2 separate regions of the Homo sapiens genome follow, and region 2 is linked to region 1. Evidence: read pairs that join two places in POLR2A ChIA-PET (ENCODE). Cell type or tissue: A673. All regions are shown on one strand. Each heading gives the region's core, and the rest is flanking DNA. Links, peaks and the distances in the headings are about the cores only. Region 1 overlaps KPNA6 (karyopherin subunit alpha 6). Region 2 overlaps BSDC1 (BSD domain containing 1).

The links. Peaks named below come from ENCODE experiments on the same cell type or tissue, not always from the same donor. Only the 100,000 strongest peaks of a DNase experiment are listed, where the experiment ranks them.
Region 2: POLR2A ChIA-PET joins it to region 1 with 10 read pairs; 3 of 35 experiments call an interaction of 5 or more read pairs at or near these places.

Annotation. Positions count from the first base shown.
Region 1 is chr1:32,148,211-32,156,542 of GRCh38, forward strand. KPNA6 (karyopherin subunit alpha 6) reads left to right here. Exons shown (of 14, transcript NM_012316.5): 2 at 6,378-6,511. Among named protein-coding and RNA genes, the nearest start is that of TXLNA, 27 kb to the right of the region's middle. In A673, for the core only: no CTCF peak of the experiment used is centred there; DNase peaks (open chromatin) are centred at 2,891, 3,191 and 3,441; H3K4me3 peaks cover 929 bases; H3K27ac peaks cover 2,317 bases.
Region 2 is chr1:32,379,582-32,387,913 of GRCh38, forward strand. BSDC1 (BSD domain containing 1) reads right to left here. Exons shown (of 11, transcript NM_018045.8): 3 at 7,198-7,314; 4 at 4,249-4,416; 5 at 1,633-1,687. Among named protein-coding and RNA genes, the nearest start is that of BSDC1, 11 kb to the right of the region's middle. In A673, for the core only: no CTCF peak of the experiment used is centred there; no DNase peak of the experiment used is centred there; H3K27ac peaks cover 293 bases.

The sequences.
Region 1 (8,332 bases), core at 83-8,082:
TCTCCTGTCTTAGCCCCCCCACTTGCTGGGATTACAAGTGCGTTCCACCATGCCTGGCTAATTGGTTTTTTAGTAGGTGCCACCATGCCTGGCTAATTTTTGTTTTTTTTTAGTATAGACACAGGGTTTCACCCTGTTGGCCAGGCTGATCTCGAACTCCTGACCTCAGTTGATCCACCTGCCTCAGTATCCCAAATGTGTATATCTTCATTAGAGTTCATTGAGCTCCTTCATGTGTAGATTCATGTGTTTTATTTAATTTGGGAAGTTTTTGACCATATTTTTTCAAATATTCTACCTCTTTATCTTCTGCTCTTAGGACTCCCATAATGTGGTGTATATTGGTCTTTTTTTTTTTTCTTTTTTTTTTTTTGAGAAGGAGTCTCGCTTTGTCACCCAGGCTGGAGTGCGATCTCGGCTCACTGCAACCTCCACCTCCCGGGTTCAAGCAATTCTCCTGCCTCACCTCCTGAGTAGCTGGGATTACAGGCGCACGCCACCACGCCTGGGTATGTTTTTTGTATTTTTAGTAGAGATGGGGTTTCACCATATTGGCCAGGCTGGTCTCAAACATCTGACCTTGTGATCCACCCGCCTCAGCCTCCCAAAGTGCTGGGATTATAGGCATGAGCCACTGCGCCCGGCCCCCCTACTTTTTTTTCAATAGAGATGAGATCTTGCCTATGTTGCCTAGGCTGGTCTCAAACTGTGGGCTCAAGCTGTCCTCCTGCCTCAGCCTCCAAAATTGCTGGGATTACAATCATGAGCCACCGTGCCGGCCATATTGGTCCTTTTAATGGTATTCCATGGGTCCACTCGATTCTGTTCATTTTTCTTCATTCTTTATTCTTTCTGCTCCTCAGATTGGATAATTTTAATTGATCTGTCTCCAAGTTTGCTACTTTTTTTTCTATCTGCTTGTATCTGCTGTTGAACCCCTCTAGTGAATTTTTTATTTCAATAAGTGTACTTTTGAGCTCTAGAACATTTGTTTGGTTCCTTTTTATAATTTCTTTCTTTTTATTGATATTCTCATTTTATTCATGTATTGTGTTTCAGATTTCCTTTAGTTCATTGTCCAGGTTTTTCTTTATCTCTTTGAGCATATTTAGGACAGTTGTTTTAGAATCTGTCTAGTAAGTCCAGTCTCTGGGCTTCCTGAGGGATGGTTTCCTATTTTTATAAAATTATTTAAAATAGAAACAGGGTCTCCCTATGTTGCCCAGGATGGTCTCTAACTCCTGGCCTCAGGCAGTCCTATCATCTTGGCCTCCCGAAGTATTGGGATTATAGGCTTGAGCTACCACACGCAGCTAGGAATGGTTTCTACTTTATTCCGCGAATGGGCCATGCTTCCCTGTTTTTGTGTGTGTGTCCATGTGCCTTATTTTTTAAAGACAATTTTTAAATGGCAAAAAAGTTATTTTATGTTTATCTGCCATATCTAGTGTTTTTCATTTTGTGGATATCCGAGTTTCCATCTGGTATCATTTTCCTTCTACTTGAAGACTTTTAGCATTTCTTTAGTGCAGGTCAGCTAGAGAAAAAGTCTCTCAGCTTTTATCTGAAAAAGTCTTTATTAATATTATTTTTAATTTAGCCCATGACCTGCTGAATTGCTTTCATTTCAAAAAGTATCTTTGTTGGATATAAAATTCTAGTTTACCAGCTTTTTGTTTTTTCCAGAACATTAAAAATGTTTTGTTGTTTTCTGACTTACGGTTTCTGACAAGAAGCTAGGCCATTCTTATCTTTGGTCTTAATAGGTCTTTATCTGGCTGCTTTTAAGATTTTATCTATCGCTGCTTTTCAAGATTTTGGTTGTGATGTGTCTTGTGATTTTCTTTGTTTTTATCTTGCTTAAGGATTAGCATAGCTTTTAGGGTTAATGGGATTAGATCTGGAAAATTTTTAGTCTTTTTTTTTTTTTTTTTTTTTTTGAGACAGGGTCTTACTCTATTGCCCAGGCTGTAGTGCAGTAGCATGATCTTGGCTCACTGCAACCTCCGCCTCCCGGGTTCAAGTGATTCTCCTTCCTCAGCCTCCCGAGTAGCTGGGATTACAGGCACCAGCTACCACGCCTGGCTAATTTTTATATTTTTAGTAGAGACAGGCTTTCACCATATTGGCCAGGCTGGTCTGGAACTCCTGGCCTCAAGTGATCCATCTGCCTCGGCCTCCCAACGTGTTGGGATTACAGGCTTGAGCCACCATGCCCTGCCAATTTTTAGTCTTTGCTTGTAAATGTTTTTCTGTCTGCCTCTCAATTTTTTTCCCCTGTGAATCCAGTTACTAATATATGAGAGCACTTGAAACCATCCTACTATCTACTGAAGTGTCATTTCTGGATCTAACTTTTGACTGATTTTTCTCCTATGGGTCACAATTTTTCTGCTGCTTAGCATGTATAGTACTTTTTGTTGTTTGTTCATTTGGAGACAGAGTCTCCCTCTGTCACCAGGCTGGAGTGCAGTAGCATGATCTCTGCTCACTGCAACTTCCACCTCCCTGGTTCAAGTGATTCTCCTGCCTCAGCCTCCCGAGTAGCTGGGACTACAGGTGCGTGCCACCAAGCTCAGCTAATTTTTGTATTTTTAGTAGAAACGAGGTTTCACCATGTTGGCCAGGATGGTCTCAATCTCTTGACCTCGTGGTCCGCCCACCTCGGCCTCCCAAAGTGCTGGGATTACAGCCGTGAGCCACCACGCCCCGGCTGTTTTTGTTTTTTAGAGACAGGGTCTCACTCTGTTGCCCAGGCTGGAGTACAGCGGTGCAGTCATAGCTCACTGCAGCCTTGAAGAACTCCTAGGTTCTTCAAGCTATCCTCCCACCTCAGCCTTCCAAAGTGCTGAGATTTATAGGCATGAGCCACCATGCCTGGCTCTGGCCCATAATTTTTAATTGGATTCCAAGCATTGTGAATTTTGTTTTTAGTGTCTGGATTTTGTTGTCTTTTTTTTAAAGGATGTAGGGCGTTTTATAGGTGTTCTGTTTTAGCAGTGTAAGGCTCGTTTTTAAGCTTCATGAGTAGCCTTTTCTGGGAATAGTTTAATCCCACTACTAAGCCATAGCCCTTCTTAGGGTCTCTACTATGCCCTAAGTGATCAGGGAGAAATCCCCATTCAGATTTGTCTAAAGTCTCTCAGCCCTGTGCGAGCTCTGGGAACTGCTGAGCTTACATACAGCTTCTCAGTTGCCCTTTGTGTGACTCATGGAGCTTCACCCAGCATGTATGCATCCTTAGTCTTCAGCAAAGATTTAGGGAACCCCAAACAGATTTCCCAATTTTTTTTTTCTGCCTATTTCTCTCCTCGCTGGAATGCTGTCTCAGTGTTTTCAGCCACCTCAGTCTCACTGAAGTCTCTAGTCTCTCCTCCACTGGTGAGATTTCCGTGGTGCTGTTTGGGACCCCTCTTCTGCTATAGAATGTGCCTCTGGGCAGAAAGCCAAGGAGACAAGTAGAGCTCACTTAATTCGTTTCCCTCTTGGAGAATCACAATTCTGCATTGCTGTTGCCCGATGTCTGAAACAGTTTATAGCAACAGGGGAAATCCTATCCCTCTTATTCCATCATGGCTGGAAGTGGAAGTGATAACTATATTAATATCCAACAAAAGAAAAAGGGCAACAAAGGGCATTGTTAAGGAATAATTTGGCTCACTTTATAACAAACTTCTATTCACAGTCAAGATACAACAGTTCTAAATTTGTATGCTTCTAATGAAATAGTATTAAAATACATAAAGCAAAATTAAACTACGGGGTAAAATGGCTACATTCACTATCAATAAGGAAAACATTAGTGAAGTGAAACATTAATAGAAGATTTGAACAACATGATGGGCATGGTGGCTCATGCCTATAATCCCAGCACTTTGGGAGGCTGAGGCAGGGGGATTGTTGAGGACAGGAGTTCAAGACCAGCCTAGACGATATAGTGAGACCCCCATCTCTACAAAAAAAACGTAAAGATTAGCCACTCATGGTAGTACGAGCCTGTAGTCCCAGCTACTCAGGCTAAGGCAAGAGAATTGTTTTAGCCCTGGAAGTTGAGGCTGTGGTGAGCTGTGATCGTGCACTGCACTCCAGCCTAGGCAATAGAGGGAGGCCCTATCTCAAAAAATAATGAATAAATAAAGAACAACATGATGACAACTTAATTTAATGGACATGATATTCAGAAAGCCATGCACAATAATTTAAGAATACAGATTCTTCTCAAGCACACATGGGACACTTATGTAAATTGAATAAATCAAAAGTAATTAGATATTTAGGACTGAATTACAATACAAATATTAATTTGAAGGAAATTTATAAGCCTTAGAAAGGTAATATAGAAGTATAGTGTGGGGCCAGGCACGGTGGCTCACACCTGTAATCCCAGCACTTTGGGAGGCCGAGGCAGGTGGATCACGAGGTCAAGAGATCAAGACCATCCTGGCTAACATGGTGAAACCCCATCTCTACTAAAAATAGAAAAAATTAGCCAGACGTGGTGGCGGGCGCCTGTAGTCCCAGCTACTCGGGAGGCTGAGGCAGGAAAATGGCGTGAACCCAGGAGGCGGAGCTTGCAGTGAGCCGAGATGGCGCCATTGCACTCCAGCCTGGGCAACAGAGGGAGACTCTGTCTAAAAAAAATAAAAATAAAAATAAAAAAAATTAGCCCTGCGTGCACACCTGCAATCCCAGCTGCTTGGGAGGCTGAGGCAGGAGAATCACATGAACCCAGGAGGCGGAGGGTTGCAGTGAGCCAAGATCGCGCCACTGCACTCCAGCCTGGGTGACAGAGTGAGACTCCATCTCAAAAAAAAAAAAAAAAAAAAAAGTATAGTGTGAACATTTAATTACTTAGATATACAACTTAAATTAGAAAAAATGTAGAAAGGGGATAGAAATCATATAGTAGAGAAGACTCAATGAAGCTAAAACTTGGATCTTGCAAAAGACTAAAATAAAAATAGTCAAGTCTCTGGTAAAGGTTCTCAGGAACAAAAGAGGGCACAAATAAGACAATATTAAGGATGAAGAAAGTACACAGTCACAGATAACTGATTTAAAAGAACGTGAACAGGCCAGGCGCAGTGGCTCATGCCTGTAATCCCAGCACTTTGGGAGGCCGAGGCAGGCAGTTCACCTGAGGTCAGGAGTTCGAGATCAGCCTGGCCAACATGGTGAAACCCCGTCTCTACTAAAAATACAAAAATTAGCCGTATTAGGCGTGGTGGCAGGCACCTGTAGTCCCAGCTACTCAGGAGGGTGAGGCAGGAGAATCATTTGAATCTGGGTGGCATAGGTTGCAGTGAGTCAAGATGGTGCCATTGCACTCCAGCCTGGGCAACAAAAGTGAAACTCTGTCTCAAAAAAAAAAAAAAAAAAAGAAGAAAAATATTTAAAAATACAGAAACAAACATTTTTCACAGAAGGGGAAACATATAGCTAATAACAACATGAAATCTAACCTCATTAGTAATCTGGGATATGCAAATAATCATCTCTGTGAAATACTTTATGACACCCAGTAGATTGTCAAAAGTATTGGTCAAGATATTTGTCAGTGGCAGTACTATGGAAGACAACTTTGGCACTAGCTGGTCAAGTTAACATTTATTTACCTACAACTGAGTAATTCACTGCTTAGAACAGCAGTTCTTGGCTGGACGTGGTTGCTCATGCCTATAGTCCCAGCACTTTGGGAGGCCAAGGCAGGTGGATCACCTGAGGTCAGGAGTTTGAGACCAGCCTGGCCAACATGGTGAGACCCCGTCTCTACTAAAAATATAAAAATTAACCAGTTGTGGTGGTGTGCGCCTGTAATCCCAGCTACTCGGAAGGCTGAGGCAGGAGAATCACGTGAGCCCAGGAGGCAGAGGTTGCAGTGAGTCGATACCGTGCCACTGCACTCCAGCCTGGGTGACAGAGTGAGACCCTGTCTCAAAAAAAAAAAACAGCATTTCTCAAAGTATGGTCTGCAGACCCCTGGGATTACGGGTGGGAGCCACTGTGCCTGATGTGTTCCTGTTTTATTAAAGATTAAATTCTGAAGCAATAAAAGTTACAGGAGCTTGTCCAAGGTTGCACAGCTAACAAGTAGAAGGGTCAGGATGTGAACCCAGACAATCTGTCTCTAGGGCCCACACTTTTAACTACTAAGCTTATACCAATTGCTTTAATACCACCTGTTTAGCAAGCTTATTGTAATTAAAAGATACTGGGGCTGGGGGGTGGGTAGAGATGTCAGGTGCTATTGAGAGCTCCCAGAGAGCTGTATTCCCCCCAGAGTAGGGGAGGGTGAAGGGTGGGTAGGGATAGAAGTCTAGTGAAAAGGAAATGCTGTCCTCTCAAGAGTTTTTGGCAGTGTGTATCTTTTCTTCTAGAGACCATGGCGAGCCCAGGGAAAGACAATTATCGAATGAAGAGCTATAAGAACAATGCTCTAAACCCTGAAGAAATGAGACGAAGAAGAGAGGAAGAGGGCATTCAGCTCCGGAAGCAGAAGCGAGAGCAACAAGTGAGTTAATGGGAGTATTCTCAAACATACTATTCTGGGAAACAAGCCCCTATGGTTGGCCTCCACCATGCACCCTGACTTGCCCTGTAGAAAAGTAGCTTACTAGGTGGGCATGGTGGCTCATGTCTGTAATCCCAGCACTTTGGGAGGCCAAGGCAGGCAGATCACCTGAGGTCAGGAGTTCAAGACCAGCCTGGCCAACATGGTGAAACTTCATTTTCTCTACTAAAAATACAGAAATTAGCCGGACGTGGTGGCATGCGCCTGCAATCTCAGCTACTTGGGAGGCTGAAGCAGGAGAATTGCTTGAACCTGGGAGGCGGAGGTTGCAGGAGCTGAGTTCGTGCCATTGCACTCCAGCCTGGGCAACAAGAGTGAAACTCCATCTCAAAAAAAAAAAAAAAAAAAAAAAGAAAAGTAGCTTACTTACTGAGTGAGCTACTCATCCAGTTTCCTTTGTTGTAAATAAATGTTGGGAGCTTTGAGAAAGAGAAAACTGACCTTATCCCCTTTTCACAAGTTAGACCAACTTAGACATCATTTATGTCTTTACTGTAACATTCTAGTTCTAGTTCCTTGTTACCTTTTCTTTTCTTTTTTTTTTCTTTTTTTTTTTTTGAGACGGAGTCTGATTCTGTCACCCAGGCTGGAGTGCAATGGCACGATCTCTGCTCACTGCAACCTCTGCCTCCTGGGTTCAAGCAATTCTCCTGCCTTAGCCTCCCGAGTAGCTAGGATTACGGGCATGTACCACCACGTCCAATTAACTTTGTATATTTTTGGTAGAGACTGGGTTTCACCATGTTGGCCAGACTGGTCTCGAACTCCTGACCTTGTGATCTGCCCAGATCTGCCCGCCTCAGCCTCCCATAGTGCTGGGATTACAGGCGTAAGCCACCACGCCCAGCCTGAGACTATAATAATGCCTCACCATCTGCACTCCTACGCCACCCCGCCAACAGATTCAGTCACCTGATTATTATTATTTATTTATTTATTTATTTATTTATTTATTTATTTATTGAGACAAGGTCTCACTCTGTCACCCAGGCTGGAGTGCAGTGAGTGCAGTGAGTGACATGATCTCAGCTCACTGCAGCCTCAAGCTCCCGGGCTCAAGTGATCCTTCTTCCTCAGCCTCCTGCATAGCTGGACTATAGGCATGTACCACCACGCCCGGCTAATTTTTGTGGATTTTTTTTTTTTTTTTTTTTTTGTACAGACAGGGTTTTGCCATGTTGCCCAGGCTGGTCTTGAACTCCTGAGCTGAAGTGATCCACCTGCCCTGGCCTCCCAGAGTGCTGGGATTGCAGGCATGCGCCACTGTGCCTGGCCAACCTAACCTGATTTTGCCCACCCTTTTGCTATACTATCATTCCTTTTTTTCTTTTTTTTTTTTAAGACAGGATCTTGCCCTGTTGCCCAGGTTGGAGTACAGTGGCGTGATCTTGGCCCACTGCTGCCTCTGCCTCCAAGTCCTTGAATATCTTTTCCATGTTAGTAATCAATAGTCTCCTCTTCTCTTTGTGGAATACATTCCAGGACCCACAGTGGATGCCTGAAACTGCAGATATTACTGAACCTTACATATACTATGTTTTTTTTCATGTTTTCATCTTTTTACTTAAAGGAAGCACTTTACAGCTTCTCTTTGGCACATTTGAATTGCCAGCATCACTACTCTTGCACTTTGTGGCTATTACTAAGTAAAATAAGGGTTACTTGAACACAAGCAATTGCCACCTGATAACCAAGTTGGTTATTAAGTGACTAACTGGCAGCAGCGTATACAGCATGGAATGGATGCACTGGACAAAGGAT
Region 2 (8,332 bases), core at 236-8,235, 230 kb after region 1:
TTCCTCAGTGTCTCCTTTTTATTTTTGAGAGATAGAGGCTTGCTCTGTCACCAGGCTGGAGTGCAGTGGCACAACCGTGGCTCACTGCAACCTTGAACTTCTGGGCCCAAGTGATCCTCCTGCCTCAACCTTCCGAATAGCTGAGGCTACGGGCACGCCATCATGCCTGGCTAACTTGTGTCTTTTATATGTACACTGTCCTCTTCATGCCAACTGACTCTTCCTAGGTTCTGGCCTTACCTCTGACACGGGATTCCTACCTAGCCTCCTAACTGGTCTTCCTGTCTTCTGTCTTTCTCTCTATTTCATTCTTCACAATGCTGCCCCAAGGGCTGCTTTACAAAATGCAAACTCTGATCACCCCAGGCCTCAAAACCTTTCATTGGCTCTCTATGGGAGGGCTTTTTAAGCTGGAGTCCAAGATGGGCTTCAAAGGGTCAAAGAATTCTCATATTGCACAAAAAGTTTGGTGGAGAGAGGGCTTGTCATTTTCAATAGATTTGTAAAGGCCTTTGTGACTAAAGAGAGGTCTAGAGCTACTACTGTGAGCCTTTTAGGCCAAAATTCCAACTGCCTGGTCTGGCACACAAAGCTCTTCACAATCTGGCTCCCACGAGCTGCTCTCACTGCCTTCACTTCCTCATACGCACCCTTTAACCCGGCGTTACTAAAAGGCGGGTGCTCCCTGCTCTCTCTGCCCACTCTCTTTGCCTGAATGCTCTTCCCGACTTCTCATAGTGAAACTAGCTGATTTCTAATTTAACCTTAAAACCCCAACTCCGTCCAGGCACGGTGGCTCATGCCTGTAATCCCTGCATTTTTGGGAGGCTGAGACGGGTGGGTCACCTGAGGTCAGGAGTTTGAGACCAGCCTGACCAACATGGTGAAACCCTGTCTCTACTAAAAATACAAAAATTAGCCAGATGTGGTGGCGGGCGCCTGTAAGCCCAGCTACTCGGGAGGCTGAGGAAAGAGAATTGCTAGAACCCGGGAGGCGGAGGTTGCAGTGAGCCGAGATCGCGCCATTGCACTCCATCCTGGGAGACAGGGTGAGACTCCATCTCAAAAACAAACAAACAAACAAACAAACAAACAAAACCCAACTCCAGCATCACTTGCTTGGTTCCCAGGCCAGGAAGGGTGCCATTCCTCTGGCTCCTGCTGCCCCGCTGCTCTGCAGAAGCAGTCATGCTGCTCTCTAGTATTTCTACTTTATTGACTGTTTCTGCTTTCCCCCTCTTAACTGCCAGTTCCTGGAGGGTTGGACTAGGTGGAGGGTTTGGCTCATTTCTGATCTCCAGTTCCCATAATGGGGTTTGCTGCATGGCAGGGGCTTAGCTAACAGGAGCTGAAGAGAAGGCAAGGGGGGCAGCAGGGCTGGGAGGGAGGCTGAGCTGAGGATGAGGGATGAGAGGGGCCAAGTCCCTGCAGGGTGGGCAGGACAGCTCAAGTTCAGGAAAGAAAAGAGAACATCCACCCACCCCACAAAGTATAAGGTACACACTAGTCTCACTCTGGTCTCCCTACATAGGGGGTGCCCGGCCTCTGCTACCTGAGACAAACAGGGTCTACAACCCAGCCCCCTTAGTCTACTTGCCCTACAAGCCCACCCGCTCAGTGCTACCCTCTCACCATCTGGTTCATTACAGTAGGTTGCTGGGTCCGACTGCAGGCTATAGAGGCGAGCCTGTAAGAAAAGGAGAAGAGGAAAACAGAAATTCTGAGATACTGGGCATAGAAAGCACCCTTTCTCTGCCAGGATACTCAGTCAACCACAATCCAGCTTCTCCCTTGTTGGCTGGGATACCCCCAGGGCATCTGTTAATTAGCACTGTGGCACAGAGAGTGGGGCACTAGGCTAGGCATCCAAAACTGGGGTTCCCAGAAAAATGGCCTTTCACCCAGTATTCTACCCCAAGAACTAAGAAAATACAGCATAAGCAGGCTACAAAATTATTTGTATAAAATGCTTTGTAGTAAGTAAAATTTGAAAAATGTTAGTGCCAATATGTTAATAAAGTCAAAATTTAGGGACAAATTTTAAAATAACACAATTTCCCTCAAATTAAAACCACTCAAGAATTTATTAATTGTATAGCCAGTCTCTACCAAGTTACGTTCCCACTAGGATCACAGGGTGGCAAACTTAGCTGGCAAAGACAAAGTCCACCTTTCTTCCTCAGTATTGCAGGAAGCATGGGCTATGTGTAAGCGGTCTGGTGATAATTCACTGTCGTTATAGCTCAAAATCTTATCAAACATTTTCACAATTCCACTCACATGTTCACTAAGTGGTGGCGCTAATGCTAGTGCTAAAACACATACTTGAAAAATCAGTACTTTTGGAACAAAAGTTCAATGTGGGCCGGGTGCGGTGGCTCACGCCTGTAATCCCAGCACTCTGGGAGGCCAAGGTAGGTGGATCTCTGGAGGTCTGGAGTTCAAAACCAGCCTGGCCAACATGGTGAAACCCCATCTCTACTAAAAATACAAAAATTAGCCGGGCATGGTGATGTGCGCCTGTAATCCCAGATACTCAGGATGCTGAGGCAGGAGAATCGCTTGAACCCAGGAGGTGGAGGTTGCAGTGAGCCGAGATTGCTCCACTGCACTCCAGTCTGGGCGACAGAGAGAGACTCCATCTCAAAAAAAAAAAAAAAAACAGAAGTCAATGTGATAAAATGCTACAAAGCCAGCCTAGGCAACATGGGGAAACCCTATTTCTACAAGCATAAAAATTAGCTGAGCGTGGTGATGTGTGCCTATAGTCCCAGCTGCTCAGGAGGCTGAGGTGGGAGGAGCACCTTAGGAGATCGAGGCTGCCATGAGCTGTGATCGCACCACTGCACTCCAGCCTGGGGGACAGAGGGAGACCCTATTTCAAAAAAAAAACAAAAAACAAAAAACAAACAAAAAAACTACGAAGAGGGCCCAACTGCCATGACATTATATTGTGAATTTAGAAGAAAACACTCCATGAAATAGAAAATACAATGTGGCCAGGCGCGGTGGCTTACGCCTGTAATCTCAGTACTTTAGGGGGCTGAGGTAGGAGGATCACTTGAGCCCAGGGGTTTGAGACCAGCCTAGGCAGAATAGGGAGACCTCATCGCTACAAAAAAAAAAAAAAAAGGCCAGGTGTGGTGGTGCACGCCTGTGGTCCCCGCTACTAGGGATACTAGGGAGGTTGAGGTGGGAGGAACACTTGAGACCAGGAAGTTGAAGCTGCAGTGAGCTGGGATCATGCCACCGCACTCCAGCCTGGGTGACAGAGTGAGACCGTCTCAAAAAAAAAAAAAAAAAAAAAAGAAGAAGAAAAGAAAATGCAGCAAAAATACGCTACTGTGGCTGTTGCTTTAAGTGCTCTGAAGACACCTCTCTCCCCTTACCTATACGTGTATTACTAGAAATTAGTCTAAATAACCCAAATGTGGAGATTATGCCTCTAAAAATGCTCTCCACAGCGTTCCTTATTATGCTTGAAAGCTGAAAGGAATCCAAATATGCAACATGAAGGAAATAATGGAATAAATAATGCTATATTCACTTGTAAGAATTTAAAGACATTAAAAATTATGGCTGGCTGGGCACAGTGGCTCACTCCTGTAATCCTAGCACTTTGGGAGACCAAGCTGGGAGTCACTTGAGCCTAGGCATTTGAGACCAGCCTGGGCAACACAGTGAGACCCCGTTTCTACCAAAATAATTTTTTTAAATTAGTTGGGTGTGGTGGTTCACGCCAGTGGTCCCAGCTACTCAGGAGACTGAGGTGGAAGGACCCTTGAGCCTGGAAAGTCGGGGCTGCAATGAGCCATGATTGTGCCACTGAGCCCCAGAGAGAGCTTGGGTGACAGAGTGAGACCCTGTCTCATTAAAAAAAAAAAAAAAGATGATTAGGAAAGATGCTATGTTTGTTGATTTTTTAAAAGTAGGTTACAAAACTGCATGTATAAAATGTCTTTTTTGTTCAGAAGAAAAAACCAAACTATCTTTACCTATGTTTATAAACAAAAACAAATGTAAGGTTATATACCAATAAGAAATCAGGGGTTCTCTTTGGGTGATGCAATTGTGAGTTTAAAAATAATTATCCTGTCCTTGCTTACTGGTATTTTCTGATTTACTATTAATAATATACCCATATTTATTTTTTGGCCTGAACATGGGCTGCTTTTGTGAGTACAGGATGGAAGTTAAAGCCCAGGTTACAGATGTTAGGCATCTGCAGGGGAGACTGTCAGTGAATACCTTGGTGCCATCATAGGGCTCAGCTGTGCCAGACGGTGTGCCCATCAGGGTGATGACATCGCAGTCGATGGTTTTGTCTGGCGAAGGGGCAAAGGTGTCTGAGATCACCCCTAGGAAGTCAGATAACCCTTTCTTCATCTTCTCTGTTGCTCCTGAGGAGCCTTCCGTCTGTATAGAGAACGGGCAGAGGAAGCAAGCGCCCCGGGAACAGGCTGCAATCTGGGGTATGGGGGTAAAACATTGGGGCAAAGGTGTACCGTGTGTTGGGGGACCAGGGAAGCGCTCACGACCCTTCACCCGTCTCTGGGGCTGCAGGAGAGGGAGGAGGCAAGGGTCCTCCATCCCCCAAGTGGGGCTGCAGAACAGGGCCATGGTAGGCCTGTGTAGATCAGAGATCTTTGATTGGCTGTTTCATCAAAATTTCAAGGTCAGTCAGGCCGGTCAAAACTTGGCCAGAGAAGGTCCATGCCATAGACACATCAACAGGGAAGAGAGCCTATGGGTAGAGTGGTGGAAAGGGTACTAGCTTCGGAGTTAGACAAAGCTGGTTTGAATCCTTGCTCTACCACTTGTTGGTCATGAGACCGAAACCCTTTCTGAACCTCAGTTTCCTTATTATAAAATGGGGTTAAGTATACATCCTTCATAGGGTTACCATGAAGATTAAAAGATAGGGTATGGACAATGCCTGGCACACAGCATACGCTTAATAAACTGCAGCATTGTAATACTGCAATTTCATCATCATCATTGCTCAGGAAGTAGAATACTTTGTACAAAAGGTTGGAAACATATGGGCAGGATTAGAACAGATAGCCTTGCCTTGCCTGGGACCAACTGAGGGTCACTATACAGACCACACTGGTCAGAATGCCTTCCAGCAGACAGGGATAGGGTGCTGAGAAAAGGGTCTAAAAACCTCATGGAAAATTTTATTTACTCTTGATTAAGCTGCTGAAGCATTTTAAACCTAGAACCTATCATAGTGCCTGGCACATATTGTTACAGGTAACAATATTTGTTGAATGAAAAAAAAAAGAATAAATGAATGAAATAAACAAGTGATATCTCTGCTATTGACTAGACTTATAGCAGTTTAGCAGGGTTACAACTTGTCATTCATGCTCATCAGTAGCTGTGATTAGCAGGTGGACGGTATTTTACAAGAGGATTCAGCAAAATAAGCTTGTCTAAAAAAATTCCAAAACTCATTTTTTGTAACATGAGTAATTAATTACAAGATAATTGATTCAGCTGGTGATCAAATTAAGAAGCTGCAATCTGTTCCAATGCTAAAGGAAAAATTGTAATATAAAAAACAGTATGCTTTACCTCACTGGAAACTTCAGAACTTTGCAGGGATATCTTTGACCACAATTTTTCCTTCTCACACTGACTTTAGAATCTAACTTCCATCTTATAAGAGGTTTCCACTGTACATTTCTGATTAATAAAAACAGTATTGGGGGAGGGGGACAAGGATTGAAAAACTACCTATGGGGTACTAGTCGGTGATGGGTTCATTAAAAGCCCAAACCTCAGCATATACACAATATGCCCATGTAACAAACCTGTGCATGTATCCCCTGAATCTAAAATTAGAAAACAACAAACAAGCCAGGCACGGTGGCTCATGCCTGTAATCCCAGCACTTTGGGAGGCCGAAGCAGGTGGATCCCTTTAGCTCAGGAGTTTGAGACCAGCCTGGGCAACAGAGTGAAACCCTATCTCTACAAAAAATACAAAAATTAGCTGGGTGTGGTGGCATGCACCTGTGGTCCCAGCTATTTGGGAGGCTGAGGTGGGGGAATCACTTGAGCCCAGGAGGCAAAGGTTGCAATGAGCTGAGATCATGCCACTGCACTCCAGCCTGGGCAAGAGAGAGAGACCCCGTCTCAAAACAATAACCACCACCACCAAAGAACAGGACCAGTAAGAAAATAAGTTGGTACAACATTTCTGGAGGGCAGTTTTGAGTAGATAGTAAAAGGCTTAACCTAACCACTCTGTGATACTTTCCACAATTTTATTATAAAGCAAATATTATGGCACTGGGTAAAGGTTTAGTAGAATGTTTACTGTAGCTCAGTGTACAATACTGGAAAAAACTGAAGTAAGAAAGCAGCAACTGGTTAAATCCACATAATGGAATACCATGCCACTTACTACACTCTAGAATAAGGTTTGCAGTTTAAGTAAAAAAATAAGGGCTGGGCGCGGTGGCTCACGCCTGTAGTCCCAGCACTTTGGGAGATTGAGGTGGGCAGATCACAAGGTCAGGAGATCGAGACCATCCTGGCTAACACGGTGCACCCCGTCTCTACTAAAAAATACAAAAAACTAGCCAGGCGTGGTGGCGGGCGCCTGTAGCCCCAGCTACTTGGGAGGCTGAGGCAGGAGAATAGCATGAACCCGGGAGGCGGAGCTTGCAGTGAGCCGAGATGGCGCCACTGCACTCCAGCCTGGGCGACAGATGGAGACTCCAACTCAAAAAAAAAAAAAAAAAAAAAATAGGTTACAAAACATGGTGTTCAATTGACCCCAGTTTTGAAAAAGAAGTGTACATAAGTGATACACCCCCAAAATATTAACAGTAGCTATCTTTGGAAGATGGAATTATGGATGTCTCTAGGTCTTTCTCTCTCTCTCTTCCTTTTCTCATTCTTTCTCTTTTCTTTCACTTGTCTGTGTTTTCTAAATTGTCAACATGAATGACTTTGCTAATGGAAAACATTTGCTAAAACAATACAGAAGTGGGAAAACTAATTATTACTTAAAATATGCAGCTTGTTTGGTTGCCAGACACAATTCTTTCAAAATGGGAGGAAAAGTAATCCACATATTTTTCCCCATATGGAAAAATAATCACTTAATGGTAGAAAGGTTGGGAGCCCAGGACAGGACAGGTTGCGAGGGGCAGTTACTTGGGAGGGTTTGGGTGGTACTCACAGCCAGCTTCTCCTTGACCACGCTGGCCGTGGCTGCGATGGTACAGGCCGTGTCATGCTGCACCACCTGGGTAAACTCCGTCAGGTCCCGCTTCATAAACTCCAAGGCTTCAGAGGACTGTGGGAAGACAGAGAGGGATGCCAGGGCCAGCTGGCCCCACCACCCCTTGTTCCTGTTCCCTGTGTTTCTTCAGTACCAGACAGACAAATGGAAATCTCCAGCGGCAGGGGAGCTTCGGCTCAGAAACAATGCTCATTTGTCCCAATTCCATGATCTGGGATTACCTGACAGCAGAGAGTGCAGGGGAATTTCCTGCTACTCTGAGCATGAGGACTGAGTCTCAGCCTAGGCACTCGCAAGCTATGTGGCCATGAGTAAGTCTCATCTAGTTCTCAGTTTTCTCCTGTAAAATGAGGTGATCTAGATCAGAGATTCTCAAGAGCAAACAGGAAAAGAGGGGGCATAGTCTGAAAACAATACTGACTTTGATGAATTGCTTTGATATGCTTTAAATCACGATATTCATACCAAGTTTCAAATAACATGAAAAAAAGGTATGTGATTTTTTTTTTTTTTTCTTGAGACAGAGTCTCGCTCTCGTTGCCCAGGCTGGAGTGCAATGGCACGATCTCGGCTCACCGCAACCTCCGCCTCCCGGGTTCAAGCGATTTTCGTGCCTCAGCCTCCCGAGTAGCTGGGATTACAGGCATGCGCCACCACGCCCAGCTAATTTTGTATTTTTAGTAGAGATGGGGTTTCTCCATGTTGGTCAGGCTGGTCTCGAACTCCCAACCTCAGGTGATCCGCCCACCTTGGCCTCCCAAAGTGTTGAGATTATAGGCGTGAGCCACCCAGCCTAAGGCATGTGATTTTTTTTATCAAAGGAAAGTGTTTCTATTTTTACTTTTTTTGTTACAGAGAAATTGAGTTGAAATATGAGGCAGTATGTGAAGTTATTTGCCTTCGGGTTTAAGAATTAGTAATTACTAATTGTATTAGTAACAGCAATAGCTTGGAAAGCTATTTTATGAGTAATTCTTAACAATTTAATATCAGTAAAAAGGCATGTGATTTTTTACATTCAACAAAGGAGGAAGCGGTCAAGAGAAAGACTAGATCAGATTCTCTTGGAGGC